6 separate regions of the Mus musculus genome follow, and regions 2, 3, 4, 5 and 6 are each linked to region 1. The links are chromatin loops, found by intact Hi-C in ENCODE. Cell type or tissue: left cerebral cortex. All regions are shown on one strand.

Evidence for each region. Peaks named below come from ENCODE experiments on the same cell type or tissue, not always from the same donor. Only the 100,000 strongest peaks of a DNase experiment are listed, where the experiment ranks them.
Region 2: it touches region 1 in a loop (2.7-fold over the local background); 14 of 42 quality-filtered maps call a loop at or near these places.
Region 3: it touches region 1 in a loop (2.4-fold over the local background); 8 of 42 quality-filtered maps call a loop at or near these places.
Region 4: a loop joins it to region 1, with 2.2 times the contacts of the local background. A loop is called at or near these places in 3 of 42 quality-filtered maps.
Region 5: a loop joins it to region 1, with 4 times the contacts of the local background. A loop is called at or near these places in 13 of 42 quality-filtered maps.
Region 6: a loop joins it to region 1, with 6 times the contacts of the local background. A loop is called at or near these places in 3 of 42 quality-filtered maps.

What each region holds. Positions count from the first base shown.
Region 1 is chr19:4,017,173-4,021,172 of GRCm38, forward strand. No RefSeq gene overlaps it. Among named protein-coding and RNA genes, the nearest start is that of Ndufv1, 6.4 kb to the left of the region's middle. In left cerebral cortex, a CTCF peak has its summit at 2,206; a DNase peak (open chromatin) is centred at 2,231; H3K27ac peaks cover 350 bases.
Region 2 is chr19:4,214,168-4,218,167 of GRCm38, forward strand. Clcf1 (cardiotrophin-like cytokine factor 1) reads left to right here and starts at 71. Exons shown (of 3, transcript NM_019952.5): 1 at 71-333. The coding sequence starts at 318. Gm45928 (predicted gene, 45928) reads left to right here and starts at 258. Exons shown (of 4, transcript NR_132309.2): 1 at 258-333. It overlaps LOC102631992 (a long non-coding RNA gene), which reads right to left. Exons shown (of 4, transcript XR_003952884.1): 3 at 1-1,585. In left cerebral cortex, a CTCF peak has its summit at 2,382 (motif pointing left); DNase peaks (open chromatin) are centred at 199 and 2,355; H3K4me3 peaks cover 1,392 bases.
Region 3 is chr19:4,093,701-4,097,700 of GRCm38, forward strand. It overlaps Cdk2ap2 (CDK2-associated protein 2), which reads left to right and starts at 3,651. Exons shown (of 4, transcript NM_026373.4): 1 at 3,651-3,807. The coding sequence starts at 3,726. In left cerebral cortex, CTCF peaks have their summits at 1,713 (motif pointing right), 3,629 and 3,830; DNase peaks (open chromatin) are centred at 1,281, 3,180, 3,512 and 3,917; H3K4me3 peaks cover 1,431 bases; H3K27ac peaks cover 1,633 bases.
Region 4 is chr19:4,307,606-4,311,605 of GRCm38, forward strand. No RefSeq gene overlaps it. Among named protein-coding and RNA genes, the nearest start is that of Grk2, 3.4 kb to the left of the region's middle. In left cerebral cortex, a CTCF peak has its summit at 2,474 (motif pointing left); a DNase peak (open chromatin) is centred at 2,435.
Region 5 is chr19:4,226,066-4,230,065 of GRCm38, forward strand. All of the region lies in intron 1 of Gm45928 (predicted gene, 45928), which reads left to right. The region is part of intron 2 of LOC102631992 (a long non-coding RNA gene); the gene reads right to left. Among named protein-coding and RNA genes, the nearest start is that of Pold4, 3.8 kb to the right of the region's middle. In left cerebral cortex, a CTCF peak has its summit at 2,451 (motif pointing left); a DNase peak (open chromatin) is centred at 2,451.
Region 6 is chr19:4,133,668-4,137,667 of GRCm38, forward strand. Cabp4 (calcium binding protein 4) reads right to left here. Exons shown (of 6, transcript NM_144532.2): 4 at 3,440-3,549; 5 at 2,447-2,594; 6 at 1,756-2,348. The coding sequence ends at 2,320. Among named protein-coding and RNA genes, the nearest start is that of Cabp4, 3.9 kb to the right of the region's middle. In left cerebral cortex, CTCF peaks have their summits at 2,465 and 2,665; a DNase peak (open chromatin) is centred at 2,468.

The sequences.
Region 1 (4,000 bases):
GGGATGAAGGAGTGCCTGCCTGGGACTTCTCTTTAGGAAATACTTATTTAATACTATAACCGGTTTCCTATTTCAAAAATTAAAAATACTACTTTTCTTTCATTGTAAGTATACAAAATACTACAGAGACTAGAGGTGTTGTATTCCAAGGTCTGGTTATACATGCCTTTCATCTCTGCACTCAAGAGGTGGAGGGTAGAAGCAGGAGGATTAGGAGTTCAAGGTCATCCTAGCCAACACAGCAAGTTAGTTGGAGGCTGGTCTGTGCTGTATGAGACCCTGTCTCAGGAAGGAAGGAAGGAAGGAAGAAGGAAGGAAGGAAGGGAAAGAAAAATCAAGAAATGGTAGCAGTGTGTTTTCACTGCCTGATTTAATCCCTTTGGTTTCTTTGCACTCTGTTTTCCCGATTATTAAAAAAAAAAAAAAAAAAAAAAAAGACACTTTACAATAGCACATGAGTTCAATGATCAAAAAAATTTACCATTTGACAGAAGAAACTAAACTACTTGCCCATCATTCTGGAGCCAAATGCTTTTAAATCTGAAATTCTTGTGAGCGCCAGTAACTACGAAGCTTGCTAAAGCTTTCAGGTTTTGAGAATGGGTCAGGGCTGCCCAGCCTGACCTAAAACTCCCTGCAGAAACAAGGGGGCTCTGACTTCTCTCTCCTGTCTTTACCCTCTGAGTGCTAGGTTTCCAGCCATGCACCCTAACACCTAATTTTATGCAGACCCAGGGATTGAACCCAGGGCTTCATGCATGTTAGGCAGCCCTCCCTCCCCAGCCCCTGCCAACGGGCGAGAGGTCTTGAGCATGTTTAGGATCGTCCCAGGAGCACAGGTTTATCCTGAAGGGTGTTTGGTGACTGGCACCTGAGATGATGGAGTAACTTTCCTTCTTAATCTGTGCTTAATCACCTCGCTCCCGTTCCCATCAAGTAAACGATTGTTGCCTTAAGGGTGACACCTGGCGAAGCTGCTGAGAGCAGAATCTGAACTCAGTCAGGTTTAATCCTCTGCCCTTCTGTTGACATGCTCTGTGGTGCTTTGATCAAGTTCCTTGACCTCTCTGTGCCCAAGGTGTGGCTGCATTCATTAAACGTTTTCATCTGTAAAACTTTAGAACAGGAATTAACACAGTATATGTACAGACCTGTCTGCTGCGCCCTCCCTTCTTTCCTTTTTTTTTTCTTCTTTTTCTTTTTTTTTTTTTTTTTTTTTTTTTTTTTTTTTTGCTGTTTTGTGACAGGGTTTCTTGGGGCCCAGGCTGGCCTCAAACTTGATATGTAGCCCAGGATGACCCTGAACTCCTGATTTTCTGCCTTCTGAGTGCTGGGATTACAGGAATGCCTCCCCACACCTAGCGGGTTGTTTGTTTGTTTGTTTGCTTGCTTGTTTGTTTTAAGACAGGGTCTCACTATATCCTGGAACTCACTGGAGTGACAAGTGACTAGACAGGGTGGCCTCAAACTCAGAGATCTGCCTGCTTCTGCCTCCCAAGTGCTGGGATCTCACTCAGCTCTGGCTAAGTCATAGCTAAGTTTCATTTCCAGCCTAGATAATATGAATCAGACACAGATGGGACGCAACTGCAGGAGTCCAGCACACGGCTGAAACAAGCTCTTCCCCTGTGAAGGAAGTGGGCAGAGAGCCAGCACCCGGCCCACGGCCAGCCCAGTCCTGTGTGCTCACCTGCTGTGTGGCTTACTCTCTCTTTGTCTTCAAAGACTAAGCACTAGTGTCTTCTTCCTCTGGGAGAGCAGTCCCGTGCGTCCTTGACGGCTGTGTGGGATGGCAGATACAGGAGGTGTCTAGACACCCCTTGGAAGCTGTAACAAATGTGAACTGAATCGCCCTACTCCAAAGAATCCAGTTTTTAGAATGGCCTTGGTTTGTAACTCAGCAGTTCTCAACCTGTGGGTCATGACCCCCTTAGGAAGTTGAACAACCCTTGCACAGTGGTCGGATATCCTGCAGTCAGGCACTTAGGTTACAACTCACAGTAATAGCAAAGTCACAGTTACGAAGTGGCAATGAAATAATACAGTGGTTGGGGTCACCACAACATGAAGAACTGTATGTATTGAAGAGTCTCAGCATTGGGAAGGTTGAGAACCACTGAGCGTGAGAAAAAGAAAATAGCCTGCCCGGCTCTTCTCTGTGGCCAGACACAGACTGAGCCGCTCAGCTCCTCTGCATCTTCGCCTCTGGAGGTCACTGTTTACCGCCTAAAGGCGATTTCTTCCCATGGCAAACTCTAAAAGCTAGGAGGAGGAGCCTCAGTTGTTGGCACTGGGTCATGAGGCCCTGGCTAGTATTTAAAGCCCTTTTTCTTGCACGATTTTGTCTATGAGCCCTGGAGTCAGCCAATATTTCAGATGCTCAGGAATTTAACTGTGATGACTATTGCACGTAGATGTGGCTTTCCAAGCCTACAGTCAGTGCAAACTCTACCTAAGGCTCACCATAACTTCTCATAGAACTGAGAATTTGATAGTAAAATGCGTATGGAACAACAAAGAGCCAAGAACGGCCAAGATGTTTCTTTTCCAACGCTGAAGGGGGAACCCAGGGCCTGGTGCATGCTATACAAGCCTTCTATCACTGATCTATGCCCCTAGTCCCTCCATGGTGGCTCCTCTGTGTACCACTGAGTCAAGCCTCCAGTGATAGCCAGGCTGACCTTGAATATGGAGTTTTGGGATACCTGCCTTTCAGAGAGCCACGTAATCAGGCAGCTAGAGCAGCTGAGAGACAGAGAGGCAGTGGTCCTGACAGATGGGGATTCATTTTATTTTAGTTTTTTATTTGTGTGGGTGTTTAGCCTGTATGTATGTATGTATGTATGTATGTCTACCACACACATTCCTGGTGCCCGTGGAGGCCAGAAGAAAACATTAGATCCCCTGGGACTGAAGTTACAGATGGTTCTGAGCCACTATGTGCATACTGGGAATAGAACCGCAGTCCTCAGACAGTGCTCTTAACTGCTGAGCCAGCCCTCCAGCCTCGAGACTGTGTTATTTATTTATTTATTTTTCTCGAGACAGGGTTTCTCTGTGTAGCCCTGGCTGTCCTGGAACTCACTTTGTAGACCAAGCTGGCCTTGAACTCAGAAATCCACCTGCCTCTGCCTCCCGAGTGCTGGGATTAAAGGCACGCGTCACCACCGCCCGGTGGAGACTGTTATTTTTAATTGTAATTTTCTAAATGCCTGTGGCCTCAGCCTTGCCTTCTGTATTGGGAGTCCCTTCCCCCCCCACCCCCAGACTAAGGTATAGCACCATGTCAAACACATGAAATCAAAACAGATGAGATCACTCACTGGGTAAAGGCACCCACTGCCAAGCCCAAGACCTGACTCCAATCCCTAAAACTCACTTACTTGGAGGGGCTATCCTTTTCATGTAGCCCAGGCTGGCCTCACACTCACTGTGTAGCTGGAGACGACTTTGAGGCTCTTGCTGCTTACCCCTTCAGACCACTGGGATGGCAAACGGGTACCCACACTTGAACTTATGTGGTACTGGGAAGCCAGAGTCTCGTGCACACTAGGCAAGGACTCTGTCACACCCTAGCCCGCAATGTCATTCTTCACCCTGACCTTGAAACAGGTTCTCATCATGTGCCCTGAATGAGGTCTTGGATTGACAGATATCTGTTCTGCCTCCCCAATGCAACACCACACCTGGCTTGGGTGCTAGCTATTTATTTATTTATTTATGGCTTTTGGGGTTTTTGTTGTTGTTGTTGTTTTAGTTTTTTTGGTTTTTTGTTGTTGTTGTGTTTGTTTGTTGGTTGGTTGGTTGGTTGGTTGGTTGATTTTTTGAGACAGGGTTTCTCTGTATAGCCCTGGCTGTCCTGGAACTCACTCTGTAGACCAGGCTGGCCTCTGAGGAGAACAATGGCTTCCCTTTGGTTCTGGCCTGAAAGGGTCAGAGCAGTTAACTGGAGGAAAGTTCAGGGGTCATCCCTCCTGAAAGGGAGGGATGTCCTAACATG
Region 2 (4,000 bases), 200 kb after region 1:
TTGCCTCACCTCACCACCCCCCCCCTCAGTGTTGTGGGAGGGAGAGGAGCCCCAGAAGCCCTCCCTTCCCTCCTCCCCCCTCTTCCCCCCACCCGGGGAGGGCTGCTACAATTTGTGGTTACAGCTTTACACGTCAGAAAAAAAAAAGTTTGCAGAATGTCCCACACCGAAAAAAAAATGCGAAACCGAGAGAAAAAAACCTGCGAGTGGGCCTGGCGGATGGGATTATTAAAGCTTCGCCGGAGCCGCGGCTCGCCCTCCCACTCCGCCAGCCTCTGGGAGAGGAGCCGCGCCCGGCCGGCCCGGCCCCCAGCCCCATGGACCTCCGAGCAGGTAGGAGCCAGGCGTCCGAGGCCGAGGCCTCCGCCCCCGCCCAGCACCAGTGAGATCCGGTTCCCGTCCTCCTCCCCACCCTCGGAGCCCCAAGCCCGGGCCGGGCCGGGGAGCAGAGCTCGGGCTGGGGAGGTACGGCCGGGCGCCCTCGAGAGGGGCCGGGTGGGGACGCGGCATTCCTGGAGTCCGCTTGGCGGAGCCAGGAGGTGGCTGAGAACGCGGCGGGGAGCCTGGACAACCCTCAGACCTGGACGGGCGGCCACCTGGAGCCGCGGCGAGGCGGGGTCCCAGGGAACCCGCGGACACAGAGCCCCGCGCCAGAATCGGGGCGAGCGAGTCCGAGGCGGGCAGCGAGGGTGTGGGGGGGGGGCCGCGGCGCAAGGGAGGAGGGGGCCAGGAGAGGAAGAGGGAGGGAGAGAGGCAGAGGGGGAGCCCGCGGCCGAGCAGCGGGAAGCGAGGGGGAGGCCGACACCTCGGGCCGCGCTGAACTCCTTCCTCGGCCCGCGGGGAGGGCAGGAGGGCGCGCGAGAGGAGGGCGGAGGGCAGAGCAAACCTAGCTGGGCCGGGCCGGGCCGGGCCGGGCCGCCACGGGACTCCGGTTACTACGCTGCGCGCGGCGTGGCCGGAGCCCTCCATGCTGCCCACCGCCTGGGAGCCAGAGGCAGGTAGGCGCGGCGGGGTGGCCGGGGCCCCGAGCCCGCGGTGGCCTGGGAGTGATTACTGCAGGAGGGTGTTGTGGGGGAGACGCAGCCTGGCCGGACCCAGCAGGAAAAAGTCCGTCAGCGGCCGGGAGCGCCGAGACTGCCGGCAGCCCCTCGAGCGGCTGCCTGGCTAGGCGGCCCGTGGCAGGAGGGCGGGCCAGGCAGGGAGTGGACGCGCCGGAGCGGGCAGCGGCTCAGCCGAGCCCCGAAGCCCAACGCCCGGACCCCGCCTCCGCCCCCGCCGCCGCCGGGAAGGGAGCGAACGGGGGGGCGGGGCCGGGGGCGCCGGGGCCACACAAGGGGAAGGCGCCATCGCCGCCGGGAGGGGTCCGAGATCGAGAGGTCACGGTCGAGAAGGTAGGGCCAGCGAACTGCCAACTTCCACCGCCCCAGTTCTTGGAGCTGATCCCCTCAAGCAAAGTCCGCGTAGCTTCTTCAAAGTCCCCACACCCATGTTCTCACCTACCTTTCTATTACACTGGGGTGCAGAAGGCTTTCCTCTAGGAGACCCCCAATCTCCGTGTTCTCCAGAGCCTAGGAGCAGGAAGAACCTGCCAAAAGAAAGGAGGGCAGACAGGAGGATGGATGTATATGGCAGCGGCAGACCGAATCTTAGAGAGAGACTAGAGGTGGGGAACATCATTCACACCTCTCTCTCACTTTCTTCTTCTTCTTCTTCTTCTTCTTCTTCTTCTTCTTCTTCTTCTTCTTCTTCTTCTTCTTCTTCTTCTTCTTCTTCCTCTCTTTCTTCTTTCTCTCTGTCTGTCTGTCTGTCTCTCTCTCTGAATCTGAGCAGGGAAATCTCTGGCTTTCATTGTCCCTGACAGGCATCTGTCTCAGTCCAGTCAGTACACACCACCATCCCGTTCGCCCCCCTCACCACCAGCCGAAAGTTCTGACTTCTCTTAACAGTCAAGGTGCACCCTTATAGCTCTAGTGTCCGGTAGCCACACTTCAAGGAAGAGGAACAACTAGAAATGGAAGCTGGTGTCCCTGGGCAACCTCAGAACTGTCTGCTGACTGGAGTAATGGGCTCCCGGCTGCACACCCAAGTGTCCAGTTCACACTTCTGCAAGCCAGCCCTACACACTAGCTACTGATTCCTGACACTTCACATTCCTCCCCATAATCCCACCTGCCTGTTCACACCCTGGCTCCTGCACTCTCTGCAGCCCCTCCCACACCCTCCTGTACATCCTTGACCACAACAGCCTTTCCAGTTCACCCGCACACTCGCTCTGGGCTATTTCCTTCGCTTCTTTTCCGGCGGCCTCAGAGGGCTGCTGACCAGAAAGCAGTGGCTTTCCTCTCATCTCCCTGAGAAACCCAGGGCCCTCTTGTGGCATAGTGGAGCAGCTTTTCCCTCAGCCTAAGCGCAGCTCCCGGACTCACTTCACAAGGAAAGACTTGCCTTGCCTGCTGCTTCTTTCCCCTGACACCGGTCCGTCCATCTTTTGGACTAGAAAGGAAGAGAAGGGGGGAAACAGGACTGTTTGAAAGGACACCAAGATGGAGCCCCATAGGATTCATCTGGGAGGAACCTTAGCACAGTGCAGTCTCCTATGGGAGCCACTGCTACCAGGTGGGTTCATGGTAGAGCTCGGTCTCCTGGCTTCCAGGCCCTACCTTCATTCCTCACCAGCCATGGGGAAGGGACCTGAGACTGCAGAAGTGAGGGTGGAAAGACTAGGTTTCCGTGGGCCTACATGGATCTCACCACTTTTAAACTACTCCCTTCAGTTCCCCTCAGTGTACTCCAAAGTCACCCAGATGCTAGTTCTGATATGGACTGAAGGTACGACCTTTCCTTCTGGCTCCATATTTAGCCTAGACTGTATAACTTCTGGGCCCAACATTAGGATTTACAGCTGTTAGCCCCTGGACCCAGATGAAGTCTACCCCATCTACCCTGGACATCTGCGCTGCTGAGCCCCCCACCCTTACTGAGGGTGGTCAGCCTGTGGGATGGGCCAGGAGCTGAGGGGAGGCTGCTGCCTGCCTATGTAGCATGTGGGGGTGGCCTTTGGACTTGCCACGGATAAGGCAGTGTGTGTGTGTTCATGAGGGGGGCCTGGTTTCCCAGGGCCCAGGGATCTGGATAGAATTAGGGGCTGGCCCTGGCAGGGGCCAGGATAGGGAGTGTAGGGGTGCTGCAGCAGGAAACGTGAGCTGCACTCATTAGCTCCTCACGTGCTCAGCCGGATTTATAAACACAAGGAGAGGGGATGTAAACAATCAGTGGGCAGCAGCCAGGGGGGGTGGTGCGGGGGACCAGGGCTGGGGGAGGGGGCCTGGGATGCAGCCTTATGGTGGGGTCCACCTGCATACATCATGAGCTAGAGAGAAAAACCGAGCTGGGGGTCTACCAAACCTACCCCTGGGCATGGTGAGTCCCCGGCTCAGTGCTCATACTGAGGTCAGGTGTTCTCTGTCCAGGCCTTCCAGCTTGGCTGCCTGAGATATGGGCACATATTGTCCAAGACCAGAGCTGTCATAGGACTATACTTCAACTCCCCTTTCACCTCTACTGGTCTCCACTTTGATTTCTACGACTGACTACCATGCTTCTTTCTGCTTCTCTTTAGAACTGGCCAGTAGGCTCCCCTTCTGTTCTCCTGTGTCCCCCCCCCCCCCAGCTTGCAGTGACATAGTTACCTCAGAACTGAAATATTCCTGGAAACACCGGACTCGTCTGGTTAATTTCATGAGCTGTTTTTCTGCCCAGATGACTTAGCTTTTGTTTATCCAAAGGCTTTTTCTCCCCTGTTGTCCCAGTGTAAGGAGCTATTCTCCCCAGAGATGTCCCACAGGGCCCAGAAAGGGAGGGAGAAACAAGTTTCACGCTAGGTTCCTGACTATATCTCCTGCTATGGGGCAGACAGAGCCTATCCAGGGTTCTGGATGACAAGGCTGCCTCCAGCAGGTCAAACAAAAAGGCCAGCCAAGCCTCCAGTTTCTGCTTTGGC
Region 3 (4,000 bases), 77 kb after region 1:
GGGTGGCTCACAACTGCCTGGAGCTCCAACTCCAGGGAGTGTGTCATCCTCTTAGGAACTCCTCAGGTACCTGCCCTGCCCTGCACATACCACTCAGACACACAGACATGCACATAATTAAAAATAGAACACTTTGTTTTAAAGTAAAGGAAAAGCAATGTCAGCTATTCACATAAAGTTACAGATGGCTGTTGACTATCAGCCTGTGAGGTGAACGTAGTCTGTGGGTCTCACTTCCTAGCCTTTGATCTGGAGGACGCCATACCGGAAGGTCCCCTAATTGCACAGAGAAGCCAGGTGACTCACACTGTGAGCCAAGCTTGAGAGGCAGAGGCAAGAGCGCTCCTGCGAGTTCTGCTTAGCTGGAGCTGTAGAGCAAAATCGCGTCTCAGAACCAAACCTACACAAACCCCAGGGGCTGGGCTGAGTGCTTAGTCTGCAAGCACTAAGATCTGAGTTTGAGTCCCTAGTTGAATACCGATGTAAAAAAAGCCAGGCATAGTTGAGTGATCCTGTGACCCCAAAATTTAGGGGGTAGAGTTGGGGCTCCCTGGCCAGCCAGGCTAGCTGAAATGTGAGTTTCTGGTTCAATGGCATACGCCAACTCAAGGCAGAGGGGCAAACAGCAGTAGATGAGAACACCGGATACTCTCTTCTCTGGTCTTCTCACTCCTCAGTCATTCACATGGACTTGCACCCACACATTCCCACACATGTAACACACACACACACACACACACACACACACACACACTGAGGCTGGGGAAGGGTTCCCCTGACAAACAGGCCAAGAGGCCTTTGCCAGCTTCCCCCGAGTGATCAGAGTCTGGTCTTTAGTAGGCAGGCTGCAGCTGTCTGCTCTAACCTCCTTCAGGACACACCCTGTTCCTCAGGGAGGATCCACTCTGGAAAGAAGAGGAACATCTAGATCGCTTCAGTGTGTTCAGCCCACTCTCACCTCCCCAGATGTTCAGAGCTGGATGCCGGTGTGTTCCCTTAAGCTCACATGTGCACCCCTACTTCCCCCTGTGGCTGAATCTGGAGGTAGGTCCCTAAGGAAAAAGTGAAAATTAAAGGTCAAAGGACAGGGCCCTTATGTAGAAACACTGTGTGAGGCCGGGAAGAAAGCCCACAGCAGGGACCCAGGACGCTGGTACTCCAACCTCAGACTTTTAGCCCCTAAGCTGTGCAAAAATAATCTCAATTTAAACTATTCAGTCCATGGTGTTTTGTTTCCTTTGGATATTACTCAACCCCAAGCAATGAACATATGGAGCAAGGGAGAAAGCAGGAAGGCTTAAGGCTGAAAGGAGGGGAACTGAGACATTCCTGAACGGAGTGTTTTACAGTAGCTCCTCTTCACACACTCCCACCCACCTACTGGAGTCTTTCCCACCATGCAGTCCTGCTGGCACACATGGGGGTTGTCTTGGGTGACCTGACCGGGGCACTTTTATTTTTGTTTATTTGGGATAGGCTGGTGTTGAGTTCTTGATCCTCCAGCCTCCTTGAGGTTACACACTCTCACCGCCATCCCAGGGCCTTAATTGTGAATTAGAGAATTCTAAAAAGGCATGATTAAATGCCAGGTTTTGTTTTTTTTGTTTGTTTGTTTGTTTTTTTGTTTTTAATTTGAGATTTGTTTGGGTTTTTTTTAAAGATTTATTTACTTTATATATCTTGAGAACACTGTAGCTGTCCTCAGACACACCAGAAGAGGGCACTGGATCCCACTACAGATGGTTGTGAGCCACCATGTGGTTGCTAGGAATTGAACTCAAAACTTTTGGAAGAGCAGTCAGTCTTAACCACTGAACTATCTCTTCAGCCTTTTGGTTTGTTTTTTAATAGTCTTTTAAAAGGAGATTTATGGGCTGGAGAGATGGCTCAGCGGTTAAGAGCACTGATTGCTCTTCCAGAGGTCCCGAGTTCAAATCCCAGCAACCACATGGTGGCTCACAACCATCTGTAACAAGACCTGATTCCCTCTCCTGGTGTCTGAAGACAGCTACAGTGTACTTACATATAATAAATAAAATAAGTCTTTAAAAAAAAAAACAGGGAGATTTATTTAGCTGGGAGTGGTAGTGCATGCCTTCAATCAAAGCATTCAGGAAGAAGAGAGAGGATCTCTGTGAGTTTAAGGCCAGCCTGGCCTACATATTGAGTTCCAGGTTAGCTAGAGCTAGATAGTGAGACCCTTTCTCAGAAAAAAAAAAAAAAAAAAAGTCTAGGGTGTTTTCTCTGACTGTACGTTTGTGTACTACCTGCTTGCTAGGTGCCCACTGAGAACAGAAAGAGATATTGGGCCCCCTGGAAATGCAGTTACAGATGGTTCTGAGGCACTTTATGTAAATGCTTAGAATTCTAACCTGGGTCCTCTGGAGGAGCAGCCTGTCCTCTTACCTGCTAAGCCATCTCTGCAGTCGCTTTTTTAAAAAGTGAGTTGAGGGCTAAAGCAGCAGTTCTGCAGACATATATGCAGACAAAACACTCGTATACATAAAATAGTTTTATTTTAATTTTAAAGTGAATTGATTTCAAGGAAATAGGAACTAGATGGCCAGACCCAGGTGGGAGTTTCATTAATGACGTCAGAACAATAATCAACCATGCTTCAACCCATATGGGGCTGGCTCTCATCTCTATTTCTCTACCCACTTCCAAGTTTACTTTCCAGGTATTACTGTCTTCATGTTTCATGAGAAAACGGAAACCTATTAGGGCAAGAAACTGGCGTGTGACTGTAATCCTTTAGCATTTCCGAGACAAGAGCATCAGGAATTCAAGGTCACCCTCCCCTACCCGGAGAGTTCGAGTTCTGACTGGGCTACTTGAGACCTTGTCTCAATCTCATCCCACCCGCCAAAAAGAGTCCAGGAGGAAACCATTAATGAGGTGTTGAGATTCCAGCCAAGGGTCTTGACCAGGGTCCTGACTTGACCTAACGCAATTCTTGATCTATGATGCTCTATCATTGTCTGTGGAGAGAGTAGGGGACTTAGGGTTCAGTGTCGAGCAGCGTCGTTGGCTGCCTTGGACCCACCTGCCTAGACCGAAGATTCAAACCAATCCAGAGAAGGAGCTTGGTAATGACTTTGGTGAGGGAACCGTTGCCATGGGAACAAATACAGGCCTGAGGCGCGCACATGCGCACAGCCGAAGGGGGGGGGACACGGAACCAGTGAAAGGTGACGTAAAACGCTCGGGGTAGGGCGGAGTGCTCACACTGTGGGAGCCGTGGCCTTGGGAGTTCTGAGCGGAGGGAAGTCGCGAAGCGGTGAGGACGAAGTGTGTTCGGCGGCCCGCCACACACCACCGGAGCAAACCGCGGGGACCAGACTGGCCCGCTGCCGAGGCCCCGCCTCTTGGACCTCGGGACTAATCGGATTGAAAGCGCGCCGGCCCCGGGCCCCGAACTCGCCAATTGAGGAGGACGACTGTCACCGCCCAATCCGGGGCAGACAGGTGCGAGGTCCGGAAGGTGGAGGCCAATCGGCAGCGGTTGCGCCCTGCGGGGGCAAGATTCAGCCAATGAGGAGGCTCGAGTGACAGCTGAGCGCGCCAATCGAGAGTGAGGACCGATCGTGCCCGCCCACCCTTCCGGCCGGAGCTCTATTTACCAGGGGCGTGCAGCTCGCTTGCCAATCAGAGTGCGGCTGAGCTGCCGGACAGCCAACCCCAGAGGAGCGGCCGGCTGGCGGCCGCCGCACTGAGGAGTTGGGATGTCCTACAAACCTATCGCGCCCGCCCCCAGCAGTACCCCGGGCTCCAGCACCCCCGGGCCAGGCACCCCGGTCCCTACAGGTGAGGCTCCAACTCCATCCTTGTTCGCCTTGTCCGGGCAGTCGAGGTCTTGGAGAGAAACCGCTCGAGTTTTGCAATCCGGGGCCTGCTAGACGAGCCTGGCTCAGCCTCAGTTTGCTGGCCTGAGAAGTGGGCGTGGTCACGTAGAGCTTGTAGGTGGAGCGCAGGGGGGAGGAGTGTGTCTCCGAAGTTG
Region 4 (4,000 bases), 290 kb after region 1:
GTCTAGTGCCCCAGAGCTACCAAGAGTGAAAAGTCCTGTTTTTGTTTCTGGTTTTGGTTTTTCCAGACAAGGTTTCTCTGTGTAACCCTTGCTGCCCTGGAACTCACTCTGTAGACCAGGATGACTTTGAACTCAGAAATCTGCTTGCCTTTGTCTTCCAAGCGCTGGGGTCAAAGGTGTGTGCCACTATACCCACCTGAGACTGCCAAGTCTCCTTTGGTTTTGTTTGTTTGTTTGTTTGTTTTTTTTGAGACAGGGTTTCCTTGTGTATCCCTGTCTTGGAACAGGGTGTAGACCAGGCTGGCCTTGAACTTGAACTCAGAGATTAACTTGCTTCTGCCTCCCAAGTACTGAGATTAAAGGCATGAGCCACCACCACCTGTCAAAAGTGTAAAATCTTAAGGGGACATTTTGGACCCCAATTTTCTGCTGCCCAAGCCAGGTTCGGTTGAACAGTAACCTGTGCTTAGCTTTTTTGAAACAGAGTCTCACCATGTAGCCTTTGGTTAGTTTGAAACTTAACTATGTAAACCAGGCTAGCCTTGAACTTATAGAGATTTATACCACCCTAGTGGCCTAGGTGAACAGTCTCTCTCTCTCTCTCTCTCTCTCTCTCTCTCTCTCTCTCTCTCTCTCTCTCTCTCTCGTTTTTGAGACAGGGCTATGGAGCTGTGGCTGTGCAAGAATTCACTATGTAGACCAGGCTGGCCTCAAACTCACAGAGTTTGCCTGCCTCTGCCTCCTGAGTGCTGGGATTAAAGGCGTGCACTACCAGCGCCAGGCTGGCGAGTCTCTTAAACTGAAGCATGAATGGTAGAGTCCTGTTGCCCTCTTTAGCTTGGTTCCTGCCATCCCCTAAGAATCTCCTCTCTCTGTTAGTTCTTCACTTTGGGCTTCTGCTTTTCCATGGACCTGGAAGCCCCTTTATGTGCCTTCTTCCATAACCAATCCTGCTGTTCCTTTCAGACCCACGCCCTGATGCCCTGACCCCAACTGTATGCATGTTCCATTCTACATTTAACACTACCAGGCCATATTGCTTTCATTTAAAACCATCGTCAATCAAAACATTCATTGTTGTACATATAAATTGGGGGAAGGCAGCCATTACATCATAACATCTCTACACCTGAATGTCAGGCATGTTGATATATGAGGAGAGATACCCACTGACTTCCACTGTAATTGATGCTCCATGGTCATCTCTCTCTTTTTTTTGTTTTGTTTTTGGTTTTTGGTTTTTCGAGACATGGTTTCTCTGTGTAGCCCTGGCTGTCCTGGCACTCACTTTGTAGACCAGGCTGGCCTTGAACTCAGAAATCTGCCTGCCTCTGCCTCCCGAGTGCTGGGATTAAAGGCATGCGTCACCACGCCCGGCGGTCATCTCTCTCTTGTGTGCATATGAACATATGTGTTACAAGTATGTGTGCATATTCTGTGAGTATGAGTGCATGCATGCTATGTGCAGGTATGTGTCTGGTCAATCTTATATATAATTTTTCAGGATCCATCTATATACTCATTTTAATTAATTTTAAGATTATTATTATTATTAGTTAATTAGTTAGTTAGTTAGTTAGGTTTTTTTTTTCGAGACAGGGTTTCTCTGTATAGCCCTGGCTGTCCAGGAACTCACTTTGTAGACCAGGCTGGCCTCGAACTCAGAAATCCGGCTGCCTCTGCCTCCCGAGTGCTGGGATTAAAGGCATGTGCCACCATGCCTGCCTTCACGTACATGTTCTGAACACTTAACCACCGAGCCATCTCTCCAACCACCCAGTTCATTTATTTTGAGACAGAGTCTCTCAAGTGGGACATGAAGCCTCATAAATCCACCTATCTCCACCACCCCAGTGCTGGGACCGTAACTGTGTGTCACAGACCGGCTTTTTATGTGGGTATGAGGGACTGAAGTAAGATTGAAGGAAGCACTTAGCCAACTGAATCATCTCTCCATTGTTCCTGGCTCATTTCAGGCCTAGACTCAGACAAGCATTGATGTTTGATGAATGAATGAATGAGTGACCACACTCCTGAACACATGAAATGTGAAGCAGAAGAGGGCTAGCAGCTACAGCAGAAGCAGTGCCCCTGACCTTCACACAAGCACTGCCCTGACTCTCTGAGACTGGGCCTAAGAGCACAGCCCCACCCTGGCCTGGGTTTTCTGGAACAGTTCCTATTTAAAAAAAAAAAAAAAAAAAAATCTGCCTGAAGAACTTGTCAGAGCAGAGTCTGAGTGTGGGTTTGGAGATGCCAGCCATCCTTTCAGTACCTGGAAACCCAGATGGACCATCCCACCCACAGCCCCACCCACTGTCCCAGCCAGACCTTGTTCCCAGGGGCAGGTCTCCTGGGCATCCTTCATGGATTCTTGAGACCTGAGAAAGCAGTTTCAGTCTGCCAGGGGACCAGATAGTGTGAAGAGGCCTCTGGGCTGCTAAGGCTGGTCTTTGAGGTGGTGCTGCCACCTAGTGGTGTATAGGAGGAAGGTAAACTTGTAAACTTGACCTTTCAGGCCAGCTTCAATCATTTCCTTCTTCCTTTTCTTTTCTTTTTTCTTTTTTTTTTTTTTTTTTTAAAGATTTTTTTATTTATTATATGTAAGTACACTGTAGCTGTCTTCAGACACTCCAGAAGAGGGCATCAGATCTTGATCTTGTTACAGATGGTTGTGAGCCACCATGTGGTTGCTGGGATTTGAACTCCGGACCTTCGGAAGAGCAGTCGGGTGCTCTTTCCCACTGAGCCATCTCACCAGCCCTTCTTTTCTTTTCTCTTCTCTTCTCTTCTCTTCTCTTCTCTTCTCTTCTCTTCTCTTCTCTTCTCTTCTCTTCTCTTCTCTTCTCTTCTCTTCTTTCTTTTCTTTTCTCTTCTTTTCTTTTCTTTTTCTTTCTCTTTTTTTTTAGATTTTTATTTATTCATTATTATGAGTAAGTACACTGTAGCTGTCTTCAGACACACCAGAAGAGGGTGTCAGATTATGGGTGGTTATGAGCCACCATGTTGCTGGGATTTGAACTCAGAACCTTCGGAAGAGCAGTCAGTGTTCTTACCCCCTGAGCCATCTCACCAGCCCCTTTTCTTTTCTTTTCTTTTCTTTTCTTTTCTTTTCTTTTCTTCTCTTCTCTTCTCTTAATTTTTGGTTTTTCGAGACAGGGTTTCATAGCCCTGCCTGTCCTGGAACTCACTCTGTAGACCAGGCTAGCCTCGAACTCAGAAATCCGCCTGCCTCTGCCTCCCGAGTGCATTTCCTTCTTTCTACAAACCAAGTCCCATATCCAGATTGTGCTGGACTGGGCCAGGATGCTGGCAGTGCAAAGAGGAGAGGACCACCATTTCTGCTCACGGTGATGGTAAGTGCTGAAAACTTAGTCCACACTGAGCTCCTGATCCCACCACTGTAACCTGCTCCCTCCTCCCCTTGAAGTCTCCATCTTCTAAAACATGATGAGTCTTCTTCAACTCCTTACCTGTCTGATTCCCTTAGATGCACCAGCACCATCTGTGTGAAGCACAGTAGCCTCTTCTCAGGCTCCCTGTCTTTCTATTGTGGCTTTCACTGCTTAAACTCTACCTCGACTGGTCTAGGGCCTAGGATGACACTCATTTGCTTCCAGTGGCCTGTGAGACTTAAGAGCCCTGCCTGGCCTCTGCATCTCTCAGTTAGGTACCCTCCCTCCACATCTCTGCTCTTCAGCCTCTCTGTATCTTGAACAAAAAAATTTTTTTAAGATTTATTTATTATATGCAAGTACACTGTAGCTGTCTTCAGACACCCCAGAAGAGGGCATCAGATCTCGTTAAGGATGGTTGTGAGCCGCCATGTGGTGCTCTTAACCACTGAGCCATCTCTCCAGCCCACAAATGTGTTATATTATCTATCTCTCCAGCCTAAGCTGGGCTGTGCACCTTTCCTCCATATGGCAGGCTCTTGCTCAGCCTGTTCTTTTCTGAACCTTTATGTTCAGAGGGCAACTGTTCCCGTGTGTGCTGATCA
Region 5 (4,000 bases), 210 kb after region 1:
CAGGTGGTTGCTGCCAAACCAAATATGAGTTACTTACATGGTAGGAGGAGAGAACCAATAAATATTAGGAAAGGTAGGGAGTCAAGCAGGCAGACCCATCAAATGAAAGTGTAAGACAGAAGGCAGTAGGGAGGAAGCAGTGTGTCTCCCTATTGATGTGTGTGAGTATCTGCTCATGGCAAGTGCTCAGCACATCTTTTGCATAAAGGCACAGGGTGAGATTCAGTACTGTTCTCAGAGGACAGGAAGGTTTTAGATAGGCAGAGATGGGTCAGGGCACAGGTGAATCTCCTTTTCAGTCAGACGGTATTTGGGGGGCAGGCTCCAGGATTGCTCAGCCACACATCCAGATAATGTTTTAGCATAATGCCTGACACAGTGAAATCCTTGGTAGTTTGATTTAAAGTGATGCAAAGACTGTCCAAGGGGGCTGGTGAGATGACTCAGCGGTTAAGAGCGTCAACTGCTCTTCCAAAGGTTCTGAGTTCAAATCCCAGCAACCACATGGTGGCTCACAACCATCCGTAACGAAATCTGATGCCGTCTTCTGGAGTGTCTGAAGACAGCTACAGTGTACTTACATATAATAAAGAAATAAATATTAAAAAAAAAGACTGTCCAAAAGGAGAGTTTTGAGAGGTTTAGAAGCTGAGAGCAGCTGACCCGGAATCTCAAGCTCTGGAGAACTGAGAGGAGAAAACAGGAAACACACAAGCTTGGGCAGTTAGGAACCACAGGCAACTGCTTTGTGTTTGGGTATAGGGAGCTATGTAGACCAGGCTCACTTAAAACCCACAGTGATCCTCCTGCTTCAGTGTCCTATGTGCCGGTATTATGTGTACGTCACCATGCACACCCCACAGGAGCCTGTGACATAGCAGGTGAGAGGCAGACACCACATGGTGAGTCCAAGAAAGACACGGTGTGAGGCGAGAAGTGAAGATGTGTCCTGTGTGCTGTGGCAAAGGCGGGGTCAAGGGAGGCTTAGCATTTGTCTGTTTTAAACAGAAGGGATCTAAGCGTGTTATTGCCAAGTGTGGAGGTGGAAGCCGAAGAGTGGAGGGTTTGGGGTACTGAAGAGATAAAGAGAGAATCCAAAAGCTGGCTGGGCAGACACAGGGAAGGCCAGGTGGTTGCTGACACATCTTCCGTATGGATCCCATTGGTGGCATTTCTTAGCAACCCAGGACAGACATTCCCACCAGATGCTCTGTAGGACACACAGACATTCCCACCAGATGCGCTGTAGGACAAAGTGCTGACACTCCAGTCACCGTGGTGGGGAATAACTAGTGGGTATGTCAAAAACCCAAGCGGTGCTGCACTTCTGTAAGCCCAATACTTGGGAGATGAAGGCAAGAAGATCAGGAGTTCAAGGCCAGCCTTGGTTTACATAGTAAGTTCTAAGTCTTGAGATAGTCAAGAGACTGTCTCAAAAACACAAATCAGAAATGAAAAAGAAAAAGGCTAGAGCCCTGAAGTGCTCTCTGAGCCCGTTCTCACCTGTGGCTGCCCTGTAAGGCCCCGCCCTCACTTTCTGTGAATTCGGTGCTCCACACATGAAGCAGCTCTTCAATCCATTTCCTGCCATTGTTCCTCCTAGTGTCTACTCTGCTTGTAGTGTGTGGCACAATGGCTCCCAACTGCTCAACAATCGCTTTCTATGACCTAGGGTCCCCCACCTCTTGACTTTGCTTGTCTTGCTGATCCTCAGTATTGGAGAATGCCCTCTCGTCACTCAGCCTCAGCCACTTGCCTAGGTCTCCAGAAGTCCTGTGTCCTTAGGGAGAAAGGAGAGAGAATAGAGATGAGAGGGGCTGACTTCCCCCTTGTCCTCCCCAGAGAGCTCAGTGTATTAGAAACCTGCACCTAGGAGAGAAGGCAGCTCCCTGGAGGTGAGATCCAGTTCTGAGGAGGCTCTAAATCGAGGCAAATCACCATACCTCACCAGAGAATGAGGAAGCAGCGGGGACTCAGGGACCCTCTCAGCAGCAAGGGAACTCACTCAAACACTCATCTTACACAAGCACATTCACCAGTCACCACGGCCACAGCCGGCAAAATGGGGAGGCACAGGGCGGGTCTTTGCTTCCCTTAGCCTAGAGCACACAGGCTAGCGATTCAGGGGAGACGGCACAGTCTGATGGCAGTCCCTCTGAGTCCTCCCTTCTAGGGAGCCTTAATTGTCCCTGCCTTTGTCCTCTCCATTCCTGAGCTCCCTGACTCAGGCTGGTACCCAAATTTCCTAGAGGGAAAAACACTTGCCAGCAGACTAGTACCAATGACACAGAGGAGGTGACTGTGACAGAGCTGTGGATCTGACCCTTCAGGGTCCCTAGCCTGGCCAGTTCAGAGAGAACTTGGAGGTACCTCCCCAACTTGCCTCCAGGATATGGCTCTATGGACTAACTAGGACCTCTTTCCTGCTGGATAAAGTCTGACACCTGGTGGCCAGAGTGAGGAATGACCAGCAGGGCACTTTGCAAATCTCCAGAACTTCTGAACTGTTGGTCCCAGTGAAAGGGGAGCTGACTAGCGGAGCTGGTGGGGAAAGTTCCTAGGCAAGGCAGAATAGACACTAGGGACCCAGAGAAACCTTCCTATTTTTTCACCCTTTAAATCCAGGAAACTCAGAACCTACTAGGCTAAGGTGCTGGGTCTGAGAGGGAAGAGAGGGGCTAGGAGGAGACCCTGAAGGAATATGGCAAAAATGAAGGCTGGGGAAAAGATGAAGGCTGGATGGGCAAGATGTTTTGGGGTGTCCACCTGGGTGCACAAAATCCCCTAAACTGGACTGAATTTCAGCTCAGAATGAGTAGCAGGGCCTGAGTGGGGGAGTTGCTAAGGAGAGAGAAAGAAATGGGAGAGACCTCACATCCCATTGAACTCATGCAGCTGCTGCCCTCCCTCACTTTTACCTGCCCCATCTTTTCAGCTCTAACTGGCTCTGTCCATATGACCCATCTCAAACTGAAGGCGAGGGACTTTCAGGATGTATATTTGTGAAGAGTGCTGACCCCACCCAGAACTGTCACACTGAGTAAAGCTAAGATGAACCTGCTCCCACAGGAGCCGCGCGCAGTGAGTCTCAGCCCCAGGGAGTCCCAGGTCTAGGTTTCTGTTCAGGTTGTTTGTTCTCCTGGTCTTCACAGGACTTTGACCTTGAACCTAATAAGGCTTAGGGTATTTGCAAAGTATAAGTTAACTCCATCCACTTCTATCACCAGCTTCTGGAATCAGTGCTGACCAAAGACACTTCGTATACAAGACAGAATTGAGCCACTAACTTAGACCACCAGTTTGGTCTCCACTCTGAGAACTCTGCATCAAGCAAAGTGTTCTAGGCAGGAAGGAAAATGATGAGGTTAGAGAAGAAAGTAGGAAAACACCCAAAGATAGGAGACCAAGTCAGTGCCCTAACCACCTTAGAGACACGTCGGATACTGAGCAGCCAGGATGATCCATCTTATTGCTCACCTGGAGAGGACAGCATGCTTCCTAGGGAGAGCTCCACCCCCACACACCTCCCCCACCAGAAGGCTAGTGCTAGGGTCCCTGCACTGAAGCAGAGCACTCCAGATCCCTTAGGGGCTGAGGGAACCTAAAGCCCCTGGGAGGTATCTTTCCAGTCAGTGTTGGAGAAGCTACCTGGACCTGAGCCAGGCAGATCTGGGGTGGGGGCTGAAGGGAGGGCAGGTAGGGATGGCTCAGCCAAGATCCACAGAGCAGGTCAGGGTGTCAGGAGCTGCCAAAGGAGACAAGCGACTAGGCGCAGGCAGTGGAGGGAGCTGCTGTGGCCGCCCAGCGGCACACCCCATTTCACGCTCCCTGGGCGGTGGCAGGCCCCACGGCTATCAGCTTTCAGGGGTGGGAGGGACCAGGAATGAGGAGGGGTCTGCCCCACCCAGGCTTCCCTGCTCCCTCAGGGCTTTGTGGACTCAGGAAGTGGGTGCCACATACCTTTGGGAACAGCCCCAGAATATCTGAGGCCTTCTTAGGG
Region 6 (4,000 bases), 120 kb after region 1:
ACCCCAAGTCCTACTGTGGAAGGGGGAAGCTGAGTCCCCCAAATCACCCTCTGCCCTCCACATGTGTGCCATGGCAGGCAGCCACACTCACAAATAATAATTTGTTTTTACTTTTTTAAAGTTTTTTATTTTTTTAAGGGTAGGAGTCGCAAGAAGATCCCATTACAGATGGCTGTGAGCCTCCATGTGGGTGCTGGGATTTGAACTCAGGACCTCTGGAAGAGCAGTCAGTGCTCTTAACCACTGAGCCATCTCTCCAGCCCTGTTTTTGTTTAAGACAGAGTTTCACACGAGGAGGGAGGTGCAGACGCCTTTAATCCCAGCACTCAGGAGGCAAAGGCAAGGGAATCTCTGGATTCAAGGCCAGCCTGGGCTCCATAATGAGTTCCAGGATGGCCTTGAACACTGAGGCAGCCTGTCTCAAAAAAAAACAAAAAAACAAAAAAACAAAAAAAACAAAAACTCAAAAGCTTAAGCAAAGAGCTTCACTGTGTAGCTGACTGGCCTGGAACTTGCTATGTAGACCAGGTTGGCCTCAAACTCAGATCTACCTGCCTCTGGCTCCACGGGGCTGGCAATAAAGTGTGTGCCACCATCGCTTAAAAAGAATTTTTAAGTCAGATTTGAGTCTAATTCCATTCTTTGACCCAGTATACATCACTTAAAATTGTAACAAATGAGCTTTTTTTCTGTTGTTAAAATTACATTATTTATTTGAGAGTAGAGGTTCATACATGCAGCATCCTATGTGGCATGTCAGAGGACACCTGTGGGAATCAGTTCTCTCCCTCTGCATGTGGATCCCGGGGACTGACCGCAGGCCTTCACACTTGGCACCTTGCCTGCTGGGCCATCTTGCTGGCCTTTCTTTCCTTTTTTGGGGGGGCGGGGGGGCGGAGGTTGGTTGGTTGGTTTGTTTGTTTTTGGTGGTGCTGGCATTTGAGCCCAGGACCTTGCCAGTGCCTGGAGGCACTGTACCACTAAGTCACACTTCAACCCAGAGCTTGACACTGGTCACACTTCTCAAACACTGCTGGAAACCAAAACTCTAAATAGACACTATAAGCAGTATTTCTTTATCTTGAGACACACTGATAGGAGGCATAAAGATTTCCTTAGTGACTATGTTAGGTGGTACATGCCTTTAATGCCAGCATCTGCGGGGTGGAACAGGGGAAGGAGGGTCTCTGAATTCCAGGACAGCCTGGTCTACATAGGTTGTTCAAAACCGGCCAGAGCTACAAAGTGAGACACTGTCTCAGGAAAAAAACAAAACAAAACAAAAAAGCTGCTTTCCCAGCCTTCTCCTAGTTTCGATCAGAATTCTTCATTTGGATTATCGAATGCTATACTCTGCATCTGTAATCTTCCAGGCTAACCTTAAATGAAGTCCACAGGGGCGAGTACAGAAGGCCTGAGCCTTGGCTCCCCTTTGGGTCTCCTCTGTCTCTGCAGACTGACCAGTCACCTTCAGCACTGCCACTCTCTCAGGCTTAAGTTCTTCTCCATTGCTTTCCAGACTTTGGAATGTGAGCGGGTGACCCATGCCTTCCTTCCCCTCAGGTCTCTGTCCCCCGTGAGTGTTAGAAGGTGGGCACCCAACCCTCAGTCCGGGACTGAGTTCCCGCAAGCCAGCCCACCCCTGAGGCCTAACACACGAGCTCTCCATCCTCTCAGGGGTTTCGGAGTTGAACTTGTGCCCCTCTTGCCTAGGCCGTCTGTACAGAGATACTAGCACAAACCACCACATCCAGATTCAAGTTCACTTTTCATTTATTTATTTATTCAAGGGGGTGTGAACAGGGCATTAGCCTACCAAAGAGCAACTTTGTGAAGTTGGTTCTCTCATTCCACCACACAAACTTCAGGGATCAAATTCAGGCTTAGTGGCATAAACTTTTACCTACAAAGTCATTACCAGGCCCAAGTTCATTTTTCAAAAACAACCCTTTATACAAACAAGTAGTGGGAAGTGATCTAGCTACTCTCTCAATTCATCATGTCCTAGGAATTCCCCCAATGCACTATGCCTCATTCATTTGAATGCAGCCAGTTGTGGGGAACTCCCTACCTCTCCAGGATCTAAAGAGATTCAAATCATGTTCTCCAGTGAAAACTGTAACCAGCTTCAATTTTTTTTTTCTCTCCACAGCTTGGGGATGGGAGAAGACAGCACAGGCAGACTCTGGAGTTGGGTGTGGTGAGGGGGTGAACCAGCCTGGGGGAAGGGGGATTTCTCCATGCTGGGGAAGGGTGTGGTAGTCTGGTGTCTGCTGGTGTCTTGGCCTCCAGGGCCAGTAGGTTGTCCCTGAAGGTGCCTCAGCCTGTAGATAGCATCATTACAAACTCTGCAGGAGAGAGGGAAGGGAAAGGCCAATCCAGGTCAGGGATTGAAGGAGGTTCACGGTGCTAGAGGCATGGGAGAGGTGTCTGTAGGGTGACTCACCGTCAAAGTCTATGGTGCCATCCCCATTGAGGTCCATTTCTCGCAACATCTCATCCAGTTCAGTGCCCTCTAGTGGTTCCCCCAGCAGAGCTGGTGCTGCCTGCCGCAGCTCCGCCACCGTGATCCGTCCATCCCTGTCCTTGTCAAACTGTCCAAGTAGAGAGTCCAAGCATGGCTTTTACGCCACCTTATCTGCATATCTGCATACATATGGCTCTACTTGTTTTGCTTGCTTGCTTGCTTGCTTTCTCTCTTTCTCTCTCTCTTTCTCTCTCTCTTTCTTTCTCTCTTTCTCTCTCTCTTTCTTTCTTTCTTTCTTTCTTTCTTTCTTTCTTTCTTTCTTTCTTTCTTTCTTTCTTTCTTTCTTTCTTTCTTTCTTTCTTATTTAAAACAGAGTCTCACTATGTCATCCTGCCCAGGCTGGTTTCAAACTCACAAAGATTTTCTTGCCTCTGCCTCCCAAGTATTGGGATTAAAAGTGTGGACGACTATGCTCAGCCATCTTCAGAGTTAGTTGATGAGTTTGTATTGTTGAGACAGTGCCTCCTGCAGGCCAGGCTGTCCTCAAACTCAGCATAGCCTTCAACTCCTTACCCTCCTGCCTTCCCCACGCCCCAAACCCTGGATTACGTGTGTACACTACCATACCTGGCTTTCTTTGGTGCTGGGGATTGAACCCAGGGCTTTGTGCACACTAGCTATACATACACCTTATCAACCGAACTACATCCTATCGTGGTTCTATTCTCAACACTACCTGTTGCTATGCTGTTCCCCATAACCATCTGACCCTCCCCAACATTGAGAACCAACATTGTCTCCTTGGTGAGAAGTTTCCCTGACATGAAGACCTGAACTGGGAGTCAGCCAGGCCATCCCTACCTGACCCTGGACCCTAGTCTTGCCTCTCTGGGCCTCCTGAAGGCTGAGACTTTCTAGTAAGGATGTAAGTCTATGCTTGCCACCCATTTGTCATACCCTTGTACTTCTTACCTCTCGGAAGGCGATGCGTAGCTCCCGAACGCCCAGCATGTGAGCTGTCTCCTCCCTCAGCTTTGGGCTTATCAGCTCCACAAACTCTTCAAAATCCACAAAGCCTCCCACTGTGGACCCAGGCAGAGCATCACAATCGGTTTGATGGCAATGCCACACTCTTTGTCTTCCCACCTGGGCTCTGGATCTACAAAGGCACACCCAGTTCCTTGCTGTAGAGGGGTTTCTTGCATAGGGGTGAGGGTGGGTGATCAGGGACACTCCTGATCACCGTGAAGGCCAGGGGGCCAAAAAAGACCTGGCTTCAGAGCAGGCAGCCCAAGTTCAAATCCTGTTGCTCTGTGAGACCTTGGATGGCTTACCAACCCTCCTGCTCTCATCCTGGGATGGACCTGGAAGAAGCTACTCCATGGGACAGGGCTATGGCTGCCGGAAGTCAGGGCTGTAGAGCTGAGTGGGAAGCACTAAATAGCTTCCCAAAGGATTGCTACGGTCATCACCCCCAAAAACACCAATAGGCAGGTAACAGCTTTGGGTGGGGAAGAGATGACTGACCCTGAA